Linked DNA regions of Mus musculus: regions 1 and 2 are each linked to region 3. Evidence: chromatin loops called from intact Hi-C (ENCODE). Cell type or tissue: heart. All regions are shown on one strand. Links, peaks and the distances in the headings refer to the core of each region. The heading gives the core; the rest is flanking DNA.

The links. Peaks named below come from ENCODE experiments on the same cell type or tissue, not always from the same donor. Only the 100,000 strongest peaks of a DNase experiment are listed, where the experiment ranks them.
Region 1: it touches region 3 in a loop (2.0-fold over the local background); 1 of 42 quality-filtered maps calls a loop at or near these places.
Region 2: it touches region 3 in a loop (2.5-fold over the local background); 1 of 42 quality-filtered maps calls a loop at or near these places.

The regions. Positions count from the first base shown.
Region 1 is chr8:25,974,076-25,979,780 of GRCm38, reverse strand. It overlaps Hgsnat (heparan-alpha-glucosaminide N-acetyltransferase), which reads left to right and starts at 3,037. Exons shown (of 18, transcript NM_029884.1): 1 at 3,037-3,256. The coding sequence starts at 3,070. In heart, for the core only: a CTCF peak has its summit at 2,971; a DNase peak (open chromatin) is centred at 3,030; H3K4me3 peaks cover 1,710 bases; H3K27ac peaks cover 2,203 bases.
Region 2 is chr8:25,598,747-25,604,451 of GRCm38, reverse strand. D830025C05Rik (a long non-coding RNA gene) reads right to left here. Exons shown (of 1, transcript XR_003947362.1): 1 at 5,245-5,705. It also overlaps a transcript of Nsd3 not described here. Among named protein-coding and RNA genes, the nearest start is that of Letm2, 4.1 kb to the right of the region's middle. In heart, for the core only: no CTCF peak of the experiment used is centred there; DNase peaks (open chromatin) are centred at 1,611, 2,261 and 2,881; H3K4me3 peaks cover 3,213 bases; H3K27ac peaks cover 2,752 bases.
Region 3 is chr8:26,116,245-26,121,839 of GRCm38, reverse strand. Hook3 (hook microtubule tethering protein 3) reads left to right here and starts at 2,616. Exons shown (of 22, transcript NM_207659.3): 1 at 2,616-2,882. The coding sequence starts at 2,826. Rnf170 (ring finger protein 170) reads right to left here and starts at 2,472. Exons shown (of 8, transcript NM_029965.4): 1 at 2,240-2,472; 2 at 1,277-1,400. In heart, for the core only: a CTCF peak has its summit at 3,229; DNase peaks (open chromatin) are centred at 2,429 and 3,039; H3K4me3 peaks cover 2,935 bases; H3K27ac peaks cover 2,477 bases.

The DNA.
Region 1 (5,705 bases), core at 196-5,195, 140 kb after region 3:
TTTTCCTTTATTAAGAGTTGCTGTGGTCACAGGGTCTCTCCACAGCGATGAAACCTAATTCAGTGTGCATACGCTTTAACACGATTACAAGTTCTCTAAGATCAGTTTTGATTTTCCTCTGATATCTATTTTTTTCCTCTGTAAGTGTAATTAAAGACATCTAATCATTCCTACTATAGTAATCACAAACTCCATGGATTTGCAAAGGTTCCTTAGCAATTTTTTTCCATTTTAGTATTTGATCTTTCTTTCTTTCTTTCTTTTTTTTTTTTTTTTTTGTCTGAGTACTGCTTGACCGAGTGTGAGATTCAAGTGTGGATATGCAGTGATCCTCTGGCCACACTTGTGAGCAGCCACACCTTCCTACAGTCCCTCACTGGGAGCCGCCTCCTGAGCCCTGCTGTGTAACCCACCTACCTTCCCTCCTTTCACACTAGAAGCTGAGAGCTCTTCTCTTCTCTCTGGGCAGAGCTTGTGGCAGGGGGAGCTCGGCAAGCGATGCTATCACCTCACTTTTAATTTCCCCCCAAGTGTTTGGGCAGCATGGAGGAGCAGCAGGAGGCAGCCATAGGCTCCTTCTCCTCCTCCCTCCTCCTCCTCCTCCTGTGATACAATCCTCAGGTACAGCACTCTTAACCCTACCAGCAACCCCCTCCAGAGGTTGGTATGAAAGCTCTCAGCATGGGAACTGGAACTCTTGGATTTCACTGAAATCCTCAATGCTTTCTTAGACTTTGCTGGCATCCAGGGTCTGCAGATTTTTTTTCCCTGTGGTTCCTTAAAACTTTTTATCTGTTTAAAATTCTCTGTTCTGTCTTCTCATCTCTGTCCTTTCTTTCTTTGGTCACTCTTGAAAGGCTCTCAGTTGCTTCTTGATTCTTCGGAGGGGAGGCAGCCACAACTCTGGTTGGTTGGCTGCTCTGCACAGTGAGCAAGAAGAATCCACTTGAGAGAAGCCTTTCTTGTGTCTGAGGCTGTAACACCAGAGGCAGTAGTGCAGAGACACTCACCGTGTGCTGGAGCAGCCCGGAGTTTTGGGCCCATCAAATCCTTGCCTCTTAGCACCAGTTAGCCTCTGTCAAATACTTGGCACCTTGATCTTCCAGGTTGACATCAGTCATACTGCCTTTGTATTGGGACTCTAGAATTATCAAGTAGTTCAAATGAAGCATGTTAGAATGATGCAGGGTGTACCCGTATACCTCTTTACTACCCAGCCTAACAAGGACGCTGCCAGTTGGAGCCCGCCAGGACACTGGCATGACATTTTGCTCTCTCCCTCCTAATCATTGCTTGAATATAGCATTTATCTTTCCATTTGTAAGAAATATCAAATATGAATCTTTTCTATCAATACAAAACATGTTTAGGACAGGGAATTTAAAAAAAAAATTTAATCTCCCCCACCTTGTAAGACTTTTATGAGAATGTTTTAATCCTCCCTACCCAGTAAACCCTTTGGATTCCATAAAGGCCCACTGCACTTATTTTAGGAATTTAACAGCCTGGAGCAGTGACTCTTTTTTCTTGAGTACAGCGAGACCTTTCCTCTTCCTCCTTCATTTCCTGTGGGCCAGTCTTTTTCAGACTAGCTAAATGGATAAGATTGTGAAGTCGGGCTCTAGCCACTCCCTGAGCTATAATAAAAACCAGATTCATTTCTATCTCGCTGTGTTTAAGTGTGACACACAGAGCACACCCTTGATCGAGAGGAAAGTAGTTTGCCTTGTCCAGACACTTCGGGTGCAGTGATGGTCTCTTTCTTTGTGACCCAGAACATATTTCTAACATATTGTGGGGGAGTCCACCAGAGAAGACTACTTGGATATGGGTTTAAGCCAATAGGAAGTCCTTATTAGCTGGTGAACTCTTTAGCACAACACTATACCCTGTGTTGCAATACTCTAGTTAAAAAGAACAGTTAGCCAAAAGCCAAAACCAAGGTTATTATCTTTAGAGACTTTCCCAGAACTATGGGTTTTGATGGATTTAGGCCTTTGTTTTAGTTTTGGTGGGTGCTACATTTTATATGCTGATTATAGAACATGAATGGGTCTTTCACTAAGGCAGTTGTGCTCCAGTCTGGGGATCCATTACAAAGAAATATTAAGAAACATGTTCAGAACTGGATTCAGTGACATTGGAACCTGAAACTTTTCAGCACAGGGTGTTTTGTTTTGTTTTTTCTTTTTTCCATTAAATCTTGGGATCCATTCTATACGTTATAATTTTGACCACTGTTGTGTTTAGTAACAAAAGAATGTGATTCTTTAAATGAGGTTGCTGGTATGTTTCTTTGCATAGTTGAATTTGTAAATGAGTCCATCAAAAAAAGTAAATAAACTCATTACAAAGCTAAGTGCAACCAGTTTCCCCTTCATCATCCTATGGAAGCCTCTCACAGGTGGAAATGGGAAGATCTGTTGTTCATTTCCACTGCTGCATGGCGCGATGCTGTCTCGTTGACGGCCATTCAGATTGCCCACACGATTTTGCAACTACAATTTTATTACAAACATCATGCCTGCCCTCTTTCGCGTGTGATGGTTTCTCCCGGAATACAGACAGCAGTGTGGTTTATAAGGTCCTCATCCCTGGACACCTTAAACTTCCACAGACTGGCAGCAACCTGTGCAAGGCCAGAAACAGGAGACCTTTTAAGGGGTGTATCATTCACTCTAGGTAGTGAACGCCCAGAGTTTGTGCGTGTAAGGGGGAAGCTCTGTAGTCATTTTTACTAAGGACTCTCCTAGAAGGTGAGTAACACGTATCTGTACGTTGAAAGGCTAAGATGCAAGAATTTAGAACGTTCAGGGAATGGTGAGGGAGTGGATGACTGGGAAAGCAAAGACCACTCTTTTGCGGTTTTCTCCCGATGGGACAGAAACACTGTGCAGAGGGTAGAAAACAGCCTGGCTGCCCTCCTATGGTGGACACTAGCTGGACGCATGCTTTCCCAGCTGGGCGGGGCTTAGGAAGCTTCCGCGGGGCGTGCCTAGGAGGGAGCGGCCCCGCCCTCTCCCCGCCATCCCCTGCGGGACAGGAGCGGTGACGCCACGGGAGCGGGCGATGACGGGCGGGTCGAGCTCGCGCAGGCGCCGGGCAGAAGAGCGCAGCTCGGCTGCGGGGACAGAGCGCAACTCCCGGAGAGAGGCTGTGGGAGGCATGGGCGCGGGCCCGGCGCTGGCAGCGCTGCTGCTGGCCGGGTCGGTGCTGAGCGCCACGCTGCTGGCCCCCGGCCGCCGGGCGGAGCCAGGTGAGCGAGCGGCCCCCACGGCTAGGGGTAGCGGGGACCGTGCGTGGGCCTGCCCCGGACCTCCCCACGGCCCGCGGGGCGCAGGACTTGAGCGTCGCGCCCGGTCCACGCTGGGGTGGACCGCAGTGCCGGCGTCGCAGGAGCCGCGACCCGGGTCTGGCTTCCCAGGTTCAGTTGAAGGACCTTGGGGCTGGGTGCTCTGTCCGTCTCCGAATTCACCAGGGGGAAGGGTGAAAAAATAGGAATTCTGGGACTTCTCTTGACTCAGGTCTGAAGGTTCATAGGGTCCCGCAACTCCATTTCACAAACTCCTATCGAGAGGATAGTTTGGGTCGAGGACTGAGGCAAGTGAACACCCACTTCTACCCCAAACCCCCACCCCTTACCTTTATGCATTGTTTGGGATAGGGCCTGTCACCTGGCAAGGTATGTCACCTGCCTTTTTCCTATCCATCTCATCCCCTTTTCTGTATAGAAATTGGAATGTGGTGCCTGTGTTGAACACCCCTTCAGCTTCCAAACTTTAAAAAAGACATTGAAACAATGCAAAAAGCACGAAGAACGGTGTGAGTTACAATTTGCAATTACAACCCGTCCTTGGGAGGAGAGAGTTAAAAGAAAATCCTGCTGAGTTTGGGGTCTGGCCAGGGTGTTTGAACTTTTCACTGCTGCTCTTATTTGAAGCTTCCTGGGGGGGCAATTCTGACGTTCAGCTAGGCCTGAGGGACTCTACATGCTCCCAAATTATATAGTAACAATGTCAAGCTCTTTCTGAGCCTAAAACCCACATGGCAAATCTAAGCGTAAAACATACTACTAAAGACTAAGAAGTAGAAATCCAGCCATTCTGTCCAGGAAAGGATGCTGTTGTATAGGGTGAAGAGTAGTTGCACAGGGAGTTACTCTCACTGGAAAAGGAAGACTGTCAAGAATGAACGGTAGGTAGCCTGGATAGATGACTCCAGCTTAAGAGAATTGGCTGCCCTTTGATACCACCTACCCATGTCAGGGCACAACCACATATGACTCAAGTTCTAGGGGTTCTGATGCCATCTTCTGGCTTCTTTGGGTACCAGGCACTCATGTGGTATGCATACATACATACATACATACATACATACATGCAGGCCAGGCACCCAAACACATTTTAAAAAATTAACAGGAGGAATGAAAAAGAAAATTATGACAGATCAAACAAATAAACAAGCAAACAAAACCCCTAAGAATACCTAGGTTTAGGAAAGCCGTTAAACGAATATTCCAAAACTCACAGGATATGTAAATGGCTGTGGTGAGCTTTGGGAGGACATGTTCAAATTGCTGTTTTCTCTTTATCCAGCTGAAAGATGAGGGAGAAATCCAAGGGCTGGTGGAGGCCGGAGGGACAGAGCAGATACGCTTGCGTCCTTTCTGGAGTGTGGTAACCTAGGAGTTAACTACTGCCCCTGACTGAACTCCACTCCTACCTACCTCCCAGCAGGTCGGACCTAAAGCAAGTTGGTTGGTCTCTCTAGGTCACACAGTGGTGCCTGCCTGGAGCACCAGCTACTTGGGAGACTGAGGCAGGAGGATATCTTGAACCCAACAATTCAAGGCCAATCACTGCAGTGCAGAGAAGTCCCCACAGGAGGGGGAAAAAAAGACTAATCTATCGTATAAGACTGTTAGGATGTGGCACACAGTAAGACAGTCATCCTTACCAGCTACGAGTCTATGATCTCTGCAGATGTCATACTCCAGCCCCACCGAAAAGGACTGGAATTTCACAGTACTTTTGAGATGGTATTAACATTTTTGAAAAGCTATTTTTGGGGAAAAAAAATCTTTGCTCACAGATGTTCATTCTTTTTTTTAAAGACATCTTTTTTTTAAGTTTTATTTATTTATTTTGTGTATAGGAGTACACTGTCATCAGACACATCAGAAGAGGGCATCAGATCCCATTACAGATGGTTGGGAGCCACCATGTGGTTGCTGGGATGTGAACTCAGGACCTCTGGAAGAGCAGTTGGTGCTCTTAACTGCTGAGCCAGCTCTCCAGCCCCAGAAGTTCATTTTTAAATGCTGTGTGTGTGTGTGTGTGTGTGTGTGTGTGTGTGTGTGTGTGTTTGTGTGTAATGTAAATGTGTTGTCAAGCCTAACTCTGCTTGAGTTGAGTCCCTGGAGTCTATGTGGTGAGAGGAGACACCCCAGTCCTAAGTGAGTGCCAACTTAATGATGTCATCAAGCAAGTACCTCTTGATTGAATGCTGGAGCAGGGAGTCTTAGTGCCCTTCAGTCTTGTCATACACGTCATATGCCTTTCAAATGTGCCATTAAAGCGAGGAGGTTCATAGTCTTCCACCAGAATGGTGGGGTGCAAGAGTTCTCAAACTTTTACAAGGCAGAATGGCCCAGGAGTCTCGCCCACCTGCACATGTGACTCGGGAGGGCTGCAGTCTGTATTTAG
Region 2 (5,705 bases), core at 209-5,208, 520 kb after region 3:
AGACCCTTAGTCTAAATTTAGATCACACAAGTAGTTAGATTTGAATGCATTAAAGAATTACTGGCGCTTTCCTGGGAGTGACAGAACTTCCCCTCCACCCACCCCTCAAAAGCTGACAACTCAGTGAGGATCTAAGGACTACATGCCTACTTCACAGATCACGCTGCTGAACTGGCATTTGGAGACTGTATTGAACTAGCTACATGAAAGCAAAGGGAAGAGAGGGGAAAAGCTAATAAAAAAGCATTATTCATAACAACATGCATATCACCTGGAACATTTCTAATTTTCCAAGACCCTAAGTCCAGCAAGCAGATGAGCTACAACAGGCTGATCTTCCCCACCCCTTTCTCAACGCGCCCCAAGTAAAATAACCAATGCAGTTTCCTTGTTTACTTAAAGAATTGGAAAAAAAAAATGTTGACTTGCTTCTGAGGTGTCGGAAACCAATCAATATTTAAGACTTTTCACAATCAAGCTTGAAATATGATAGCAATGATTTCTTCAGTTAGTTTTTTTTAAAAATCTAATTTTAAATTTATAAAAAAGGGTGAAAATGTACACTGCGGTTTATCAGTATGCCTTTTTTTGCAACTAGAAGGAAAGGGGGAAAGAAAGGAAGAGGCAGCAAAACACACAAGATGGGAAACATCGCCGCGTCCTTCCGTGGTTATGAGTAATTGCAAATGACCCAAGAGGTAAGAGAAGTTCATGAGTAGAAGGGGAGGTGTAACAATGTGAACTGCCGGTTCCAGATTCACGCAGATGTCGGAGAGGAAAAGGAATTTATTTACACTGCAGTGCCGGGTAACAAACATGGCTGCCCCTGCCCCCTTTAAATCTGAATAGTCTTTACTCCCTCACCAAAACCATCAAATTATGGCCATGTCTTTCCCTGCCTCCCTACCATAACACAAACACATCTCCTCTTCTCTCAGAACAGTAACACCCACACCTCCCTCATTTCACAACAATCACAACCCCATAACCACTAGCTTCTCTATTTCTCTAGCCTTGAAATACAAGACAGAATACACACAAACATAGGAACAAAAGGCTTTCCCTTCTAACACTTCAATAATCCCCATCCTTTTCCTCACACTCTGTGACGCCTGGTCGATAATTCTCATCCTTTCCAACACTCAGCTAATGTCCTTCCCTAGCCCAATCGTATGTCTTTCAGTTTCCTGCGTCTATTTCCTATCCTGCTCTTGCATCCTGACACAATCATTTTTCATCCCTATTTCCTAATCTTATCTTTTCCTCCACTTTGATTCACTAGTTTCTCTCCTTGATTCCCAGAAGAAGCCTCGATTCTCCATCACCCCTATCCCTTTCCCCCCAACTCTTCTAGTTTCCACACTCCATTCCAGACCTATCCTCATTTGCATTAGGTCTCTAATGTCCAAATCTAACTCTTCTCTTTTCCTACCCCTCCCCCGTTTCCATCCTTATCCCCGCCCCCATCCCACCTCTACTCCCAATTCCCAGCTCAGCACCACTACATCATATCCCAAGCCTACCTGCCCCACCTCCCAATTCCTTCCACACCCACCTTACCATCTGCTCTTCCTTCCCAGAACCCTTTCAGGCCATCCGCGGCCCCTTCTCTTCCAGGGTCTCACTCCTTATGGGTGCCTGGGTCTTAGGTCGCCCCCACCCCAAGGAGCCTCCTCAGCCCTGACGCGCAACACACACATACACAAGCACTTTACCTTCAGTTTGTTCCATTCTAACCCCCCTGCCGTGTCAGTGCGATCACAGGAGAGACACCGAGGCCCGAAGTGGGGCTGGGTTGCCGGCAGCTGCCGGGACCGCGGGCGCAGGAGACGGAACCGAGCTAGGCCGCATGAAATCCTCGGACTAGATTTCCCCCGCGCCGAGCACCCCTGCCATGGCGGCCGGCACTGAGGACGGCCACGGCCCGGCCGGCCGGGCTCGTTTTGCGGGCAGACGGAAGGCTGCGGGCGACGCGGAGCGAAGGGGAGGCGGCCGGACGGGGGTCGCCGCGTAGCTGCTGGTGCCGGAGAGGAGCCGGAGGCTGGCGGCCCCGAAGGGCAGCAGGGTCCCAGGGTTCTGATCGAAAGCTGCACACCTCTCCCAGCAGACACCCGGCAACCCAGCCCCGGTCTCGGCCTCCGTCCGGATCTCCGCGCCGCCAGCTCCCGCCGCCGTCGCCGCCGCCGCCGCCGCCTCCGCGCACAAAGCCCCCCCGCCCCGTTCGGCGCCGCCGCCGCCAAATCCTAGGTCTCCTATTGGCTACTGGCCGCGGCGCCTGCCGGGAAATGCAGTCCGGAGCTCGGCGCTGAGAGCGAAGGAGGAAGAGGCTCGTCAGCCGCGGAGAGGAGGGGCGCGCGAGAGTCTGGAGCAGACGCGAGACCGCAGGCGATGAGGCAGAGGGACAGGAAGGGCTGGTGCGGAGGGGCAGCCAGGTCGGGCCTGCGAGGCTAATACTTACTAAACGGCAGCACGTACTAGACGCCATATGGTACTCGAGTGGCCCTGCGCTACCATTCCTAGATGTTAGGAAGAACCTGATGACCGGTACGCGGTGACGCAGACCGGGGAGTGCCCGGGAGTCACTGACAGCCTGACAGCTGTCAGCAGAGCGCCCTGGCCCCGGCGTCCCAGACACGGGCCAGCACGTTAGGACGACAGCCCGAGCCGGGGCAGTCTCCTTCCCCGGGAGAGAGACCGGTAGCCGCCAGTGTGCCCGGGGGTTGCCGGGCAGTCCGCGTCCAGCAACAGAAGGCACCCCGATCTCCCGGGCAGCCACTGGACCCGGTTGCCCTCTTCCTGCCCGCACCGGGGTACAGAGGCTTGTGGGTAGCCGGGAGGACGTCAGCGCGACTGCATCCCGGGCCGCGGGCCACAGCGAGGACTGCGGGCGGGTCACGTGCCCCGGCCCTGCGCTGCTCCGGGCCAGAGCTCCGCACTGAGTGACGTGGGGATATTTGTCCCAGAGCGATCACCGGAGAGTGAGAGGAAGGGAGGCAGTCCTCTGCAAACCCCTTGCCCTTCCCATTCTAGGAAATACGAGTGATCCAGTGACAGGGCCGGGTAAACAGTCTTGAAGGGGTGTGCAGATGTAGTTTCTTGGGGCCTGGTAATTACTTAGAAGGTCCAACCCAGAAACGAGAACTTACAAAGGAAACATACGTAGCCATCAAATGAGGAAACCGATACACTCTTGCTTTCTGTTCTGAGAATTACCGAACCCTGTCACTACAAAGTGTCAACCTCCAGTCGGGCGTGGTGGTGCACGCCTTTTATCACAGCACTCCGGAGGCAGATTTCTGAGTTCGAGGCCAGCCTGGTCTACAAAGTGAGTTCCAGGACAGCCAGGGCTATACAGTGAAACCCTGTCTCGAAAAACAAACAAACAAACAAAACAAAACAAAAAAAGTGTCAACCTCCTCTCCATAGAGACTACATTTGCTACCATTAAAGGAAATTTCCTGATGTGTTTCAAATACCACCTCAGAATTTTTTGTTTTTTTTTTTTTTGGTTTTTTTTTTGTTGTTGTTGTTGTTTTTGTTTTGTTTTTCGAGACATTGTTTCTCTGTATAGCCCTGGCTGTCCTGGAACTAACTCACTTTGTAGACCAGGCTGGCCTCAAACTCAGAAATCCGCCTGCCTCTGCCTCCCAAATGCTGGGATTAAGGCATGCGCCACCACGCCCGGCGGGTTTTTTGTTTTTTGTTTTGTTTTGGTCTTTTCGAGACAGGGTTTCTCTGTGTATCCCTGGCTATCCTGGAACTCACTCTGTAGACCAGGCTGGCCTTGAACTCAGAAATCCACCTGCCCCTGACTCCCAAGTGCTGGGATTAAAGGCATGCACCACCACTGCCCTGCCTCAGAACTGTTTTTAATATTTTATATTTTTATGTTTATCAGTGTTTTGCTCACATATATATCTGTGTGCCTTGTGCATGCCATGTCCCCGAAAAGGTCAAAAAAAGGTGTCAGATCTACTGGAACTGGTGTTATGGATGGTTGTGAGCAACCTCTTGGGTGCTAGGAATCAAACCCTTGCACTCAGCAAGAACAAGTGCTCTTAACCATTGATCCATCTCTCCAGCCCACCTCCTCAGAATTTTAGAAAAATCTCTGCAGTTCACTGATTTTAATGGGCACTCATACTAAAAGTGATCATGAAAATAATTCCATTGATGATATTATCATTATTATTATTATTTTGGTTTGGTCTCTATTTTGGTTTTTGGAGACAGAATTTCTCTGTGTAACAGTCCTGGATGTCCTGGAGTAATTCCCTTTGTAGACCAGGCTGGCTTTGAACTCAGAGATCCACCTGCCTCCCTAGTGCTTGGATCAAAGGCATGCACCACAATTGCCCTGAAAAGTCTTTTTTTTTTTTTTTTTTTTTTTTGAGACAGGGTCCCTGGCTGTTCAACTTCCTGTGAAGACCAGGTTGGCCTCAACCTAATATAATTTCTGCCTCTGCCTGCCAAGTGCTATAATTAAAGTGTGTGCCACCATGCACAGGAACAATAGTGTTGATTTTTGTGTTATTTTGTGTGTGTGCAAATATGAGAGGAGTGCTTGTGGGAGCTAGCTCCAGACTTGCACCGTATTACAGGGCTTGAACTCCCATCATCAGTGGCACTGCAAGCACCTTTTCAGATGAGCTACCTCCTTAGACCACTTTACTGTTCATCTGTTAAGTCTTGTTAGACCCAGAAATCCTCCTTCCCCAATTTACCCACACATAATACTTTATGTTTCCATCATCTAACCTATTCTGAGGTTCAAACCATGCTTACTCTTTTCAATAGCAAACGAGCAAACAGCTTATCAAGACAGAAGCAGAAGAGGTTTCTCCAGGTTATGGTGGTAAAAATATATTCAATTTATCCTAAACACCAAATTGTCAAACCTGATAAAGTATACAAACCTGGAGAAAGTATTCATTGCTTTGAACAAATGGGTCTCATCAGGGTTCTTATCCCCCCAACCCTTCTTAAAAGAACTGGATTGTTAACTTGTGACCAGATTAAAAAATCTTCTTTATGTTTCAAATACTGGGTATGGGATAGTTCATCTGGCTTTTAAATAATACATTTTACTGTACCTGCTTGTAAGTGAATATAATTCATGGATAAGAATTTTTCCATAAGATATTTCATTGTAAAATGATAAGAATGTTTTTGCATTTGACAAATATTAAAATAATTACTGTAGAGCTTGGAATTATCAGAGCGAGAAAACAAGGAGAGGGAAGCTTTAGCATGGGACATAATCTCTTTATTATGGGACATAATAAGCTCTTTAATCAGGAGCCAGGAGGATCTCAGTGAGTTCGAGACTAGCCTGGTCTACACAGTGAGTTCCAGGCCAGCCAGGGCTACATGGTGAGACCCTGTCTCAAGGCGGGGAAGGAGGAGTTAAGTTTTGTAAATTTCAATTCTTTATGATCAGACTGTGAAACAGAACCCCTAGTGGAAAATTGCCTGACATGCACAAAGGGACCCCTAGTGGCCAAACTGAAAAGTTTTGCTTATTTTAAGTAGTCCATTCGGTTAGTTGAAATATACTTTTTTTTTTTTTTTTTTTTTTAGGATTAAAAACGGCCTCCATTTCTTTTTTTCTTTTCTTTTTTAGTTCTTTTGAAACAGGATCCCACTGTGTAGCCCTGGCTGTCTTGGAACTCACTTTGTAGACCAGAGTGACCTTGAGCTCACAC
Region 3 (5,595 bases), core at 596-5,595:
CAAATCCAAAATCTGTCATATGGAACAGCAGCACCATCTTCCCCTGAACTCTCAGACTGCTGTAGCTGAGAACTAACCTCCATCTGGGCAAGGCCTACAAAGACAGCTCAGGAAAGGCCCACTCCCCTCTCTTGGGTCTTTTTCTAACACTGTCATGGAAAGGGCTACCCTTTTCTAGTAGGAATACTAAGATTTCCTATAACAAAGAAAAAACGGGTCCTCACCCAACTCCCCCGTCCCCCTCCCCTGCCCCGGGTTCATATAGCATCCTGATGGTCAGATGGCTTCTGTAATCGTTATCAAGGAGTTCTTAATATCATTTCTGCCCCGAAAAGTAATTAGAAGCATAAAATAAACCAGTAATGCTACACAGGGCATAAAAACACTGCAGACTCACAGATTTGAAAAGACATACTTTATCACCACTGTATCACAGCTTTTGAAAGCCCAAGTGGTTACAGATACCACAGTCCCTCCCAAATGGCTAAAACCTGTGGCCGTGAAGCTAAAGGCAAGGCCGAAGTCAATGTAATCTACACTTACTATCTGTTTACCTAATCAGCTTTAGTCACTGAAAGGTGACACCGGTTCTACAGAAACATTTCAGCATGGAATGCTGGACCTCTAGTCTGACAAAGATCCAGAGGCACCCACATAGATACCATAAGAACAGGAGATTCAAAGTTAGGATTTCTCAAGGTATCTCTGCTCCTGTTAAGAAGAATGTTCGCAGGAAAAACCTTTGAGAAGGCTTCAGATACAGTTATTTATTTGCTTATTTTTGGTACCAAAGATTGGTGTTTGCTAGGGTAGTGAATCTAGCACTACCTCCTCAGCCCAAGATTTTTCGAATCTATGAAACGATCGATTACATGTGATCATCAAGCAGTAGTCGATAAAAGGATCATTTTAAAAAATTTAATGCTGCCAGCGGTGGTAAGCCTTTGATCCCAGCAATCAGGAGGCAGAGGCAGGCAGATCTCTGAGTTTGAGGCCAGCCGGGTCTGCAGAGCAGGTTCCAGAATTGCCAGGGCTACACACACACACACACACACACACACACACACACACACAGCCAACCACGCAAGCAAAACAAAACAAAAACTCAATGTTTTTTTGAAATCCTAAAAGCTCAGCGAGAAAACCAACTTCAAATGGGAAAGAAGTCCCCAGGAACTGAAGAAAAAAAAAAAAAAAGTGAAGGTGTGCCCTGGGAAGATAACTTCTTCCCAGGCACTGCTAATCAAAGACTGCATGATCTGGTGGTTATGCATACCTTTGAATCCAAGATTCTCCTAGGACTCCAAAGCATATATCTTGTATCTTGTTGTCTTGGAAACGCCAATATCTTTGCATTAAGGTCGACTGTTTATTATAGCATTATTCTTAGACGCCCTAAGCTGGAACAAAGTGCACATCAATAGTAGAACGGGTACAAGGCTGTAGTCACACAATAGGATATTAGACAATCATGGGATTTTTGCAGATAATTTAATATTATTTAAAAGCCAAAGCCACAATACATATCCATTCATAAAAGTTCAAAATCAAACAAAGGAAAATTATACTACATGCATAGTCATCTGGTTAAAAAGCTAAAAGGGAAAGCTTTTAAAATAAAGTAAGTGCCTATCACAAAAATCAGATTAGAGATGGTATGGATGGAAGAACTCTTGGGAATGTGGCAATTCATTTTATTAATATTCCTCAAACATGTACTGCTACGCACTGTTCTGCATGCGACTTAAAAACGTATATGAAACCTTCTACAAGGCTTGTATTAAAAAAAAAAAATCGAAAGTCGGGCAAGGATGCACCTCAATGAAGCCAACTCCTAGCACAAGAAGCAGGCCTTAGGAACAGCAAGGGTCCTTACGCACTGGGGAACTGGCGTCCACCCTCTGTCACTTTGGGTAAAGTTTTTTGTGGGAGAAGGGGGCTCCAAGGAGGAACGCCGGGCTCCCCACAGCCGGGCCAAACCGGCCCCCAGCCTCCGAGACGCGCCCACGTCAGCCGTTCCACCTTCGCCCGGAGGGAGACTCTGGGCAGGCTCCGGCGACTCAGGGAAGGCTGCGCTCCGGCTTCCGGAGGGAAGCGGTGGGCGCGGAGCCTACCCTCGCGCGGTCCCGCAGCTCCCCCCACCGCCACCGCGCCGAGTCCCGCAGTCCGCGGGTCCCCGGCCCGCCCGTGCGGGGGCGTGGCCTGGCACACGCCCGCGGCCGGAGAGGGGGGCGCGTACCTCGTCGCGGCCGAGGAACTACCGGGCCAGTCGGCGGGTCGGCATAGAGCTCATTTCCGGGGACTACCTAGCTACTCCTCCCGTGCAAACTACAGGCGGCTTCTTAAGCCAGAGCGCCGGCGTCAGCGCACGCGCAGTGCGGAGCCCCGGCGAGGGTGAGCGGACTGGAGAGACACACAGACCGGCCGCCACCGCAGGGCCCGGCCGGGGCGCGCGCCCGCGGGCCTTGGACTGGCTCTGGGAGCGCGCCTCTAGGGGCGGGGCTGAGCGAGCGCGAGCGTGCGCAGTGGCCCTCGGACCTCGGGACTCGCGCTACGCGGCGCGGCGGGGCGCGGCGCTCGCGCAAGAGGGCGTGGGCTGGCGGCGCCGGGTGCGCGCAAGGGAGTGCGCGGCCCCGAGCGAGGGAAGGAGGGGCTGGTGACAGTGCGGAGCGATTGCCAGCGTCCGCGCCCCGGGAGCGGACGGACGGAAGAGAAGGTCCGCCAGACGCCCGGTCTGCTGCCTGACCCCTTCGGACTCAAACCCCGAGCCGAGCGGCCGCGGCTTCTGGTTGGTTGAAGGGAGACGCTGCGGCCACCCCAGGAAGATGTTTAACGTGGAGTCTGTGGAGCGGGTGGAGCTGTGCGAGAGCCTGCTCACTTGGGTACGTGGTGGGCAGCGGGCCGGTGGGAAAGCTCCGCCACCTTTTCGCGGACACCGGTGCTCGTCCCGGGGGGCGAACGCCCCGGGGCGACCTGCCGTCACATCCGGGGCTTGGGACGGGCGGAGCTGAGTAGCCGGTGCGGCCGCGTCTACACCCGCGGCCGGGTCAGGGTCAGCAGGGAGAGGCCGGGCTCAGGCAGGCTGGGCCCAGGGTCCAGGAGGAACTTGTCCGGCCTGAGATGTTGGCTGCTGTCCGAGAGGAAACCTGCCCGGTGGGGGCTAATGATGGGGTGCAGGCGACACTGTAATTAGGACTGTTTGCCTTGATGAGGCGCTGGCGTTTCGCTCCCAAGCTCCCAGTGATCCAAAGCGTTGGTTCTGCCTGGGCGCCCGGTAGAGGCAGTCGGGACCCCCTAGTTAAGCGATGCTGCTCGCCTTTGTTGTAGCGTTCAGCCAGGATGGAGTGTAGCCCCTTGAGGGATGGATGAAGCCCTGCCCATTGGAAAATAGTACATTGGCAGGGTGGATAGACAAAACATGAAGAATCACTCAGAGGCAAAACATTTAAAACGCGAGATGCATTTTGACTGTTATAAACGATGTGATGGTACCTATAAAAGGAACCAACGATAAAAATGTTGAACTGGAAAAATTGAGGGATTTCGTAATGGAACTGAAACACATTTTTAAAGCACCATGAGATTCTAATTTGGAATTGATGAGGGTTAAGGTTATCGAATTTTCAAGTAAACATGCAGGATTTTGTCAATAGTCATGGCTTAAACGGCCCTTTTCATTAGCTGGACAGTTAACCGTGTTTGTTTCTGGTTTTCATATGCTGGTTGGAGGTAGGTCCAGGCATATATGCAGAGCCATGGGATAAACCAGGAACATTCATTTTACTTACTGCTAGAAATGTTAGCTGTCCTTTTTAGAAGAACCCAGATACATTTACAGTGGCTATTGTGATACATGTTAATTTTGTTTGCTTATTGGGGGAGATGGTAGTATTTGGGCCTCCTGCATTTTAAGGGAAGGCTCTACCACTAAGCTGTTCATCTCCTGGTCTTAGTCACTTTAAAGGTAAAATGCAAATAGCAAAAAATTCTACTGAACAGTGCCTTAGGTTAGAGGTTCAGATCTCTGGAAGGTAACCATCACTGTTTTGTGCAGGAACACTGCCGAGAAGTTTGAGAACTGTTAACTTAGGTCGGTTGTAATAAATGTAAGAAAAGTAGAATCTACAGATGTGTGTGCATTTGAGATAGGATCTTGCTATGTGGCCCATTTTGACCTCAAACTATGATCTTGAATTTGTAGCAGTCTGCCTGCATCACTACACCCAGCTTGAAGTTTTGTTTTTGTTTTTGTTTTTTTATAAACTGGGTATGTCATTAATCTGATTGTGCCCTTTGAAGCAGCCTTTATACAATGGAGACCTTTATGGTTTGGTTTTGTGTTAGATCATTCTTGTAATTTCAGATCACTGGAAATAGTGCATAGTTAACATGCTCTGTAAGTTCCAACTTCAAGCCTGAAGCTAGACTTCACTGCTATGCTTCAGATAGAGAACGGCGATAGGTGACACGACAGAGCTACACCTCAGCCAAGTTTCAAATTATTCTTTAAACCAGGAAGACTTTTGAAAGGATGGGAAATGTTTCGTGCCCTGTCAGTATATAACAAGCTAGCCCAACAGAATATGCTTAAACATTAAACCTTATCCCCTCTTCCTTCCCCCTGAAGCAAGATGTATTCCTACCTGATAGGGTAAACAAAACAAAACACAAAAACCTATGGCATTACATCTGTCAGTCCCCTTTTAAAAAAATTCCCCCTTGTGTAACTGATGTGTGCACATGGGCACAGTTGGCAGCATATGCATATGAAGGTCAGTGGTCAGCTTTTTGGAATTGATGCCCTCTCCATGTTTTCCAAGCAACGAACTCAGGTCACAGGTCACCAGATCGGTGTGTAAGCACCCTCTCCTGCTCAGCCATTCCAACAGCCTGTTTGCTTTTTAACAATGATCATTTTATATTTATTTGTGTGGGGATATATGCACACATAAATGGATATGTGCACACACAGCCCTTTTGTGGAGGGCATTGAATAACTTAGAGGAGTCAGTTCTCTCTATTTGGGCTCTATTTTTTAATTTGAGAATTTCTTTCGTGTGTGGGTGTGTGGTTTGGGCAGGTTTACCGCCTCTTCTCAATACCACTTGTCCCTCCCAAGTTCATACACACTCTTTCTTTTTTCTTTTTAACCTATTGAATCCATTTAGTGTTGCCAGTATTTATGTGGGTAGATCTGTCTTCTGGAGCAGGGATAATCTACTAGGGACTGCCCCCCAGGAGAAAACAGACTGACCCCTCCAGCCTCCGGTAGCTTCTCAGCAAAATGACCTCTTCTCCATTCATTCTAGAATTTTGGCTGACTTGCTCTTCTGCAGATCCTGGGCATACAGCCTCAGCATAGCCCACTGTGGATTCTTACGTATACCATCCCTGTCATATCCAGAAAACACTTATATGCAGCACTCCACACCTTCTGGTTCTTAGAGTCTTTCTGCCCCCTCTTCTGCAGTGCTCTCTGGAGTCTTAAGAGAAAGGGTTGTGATATAGATGTGCCGTTAGCATTGAACACACTCCACAGTTTCTTATTCTCTGTACTGACCAGTTGTGAGTCTTCATATTAATTGCCCTTCTCTA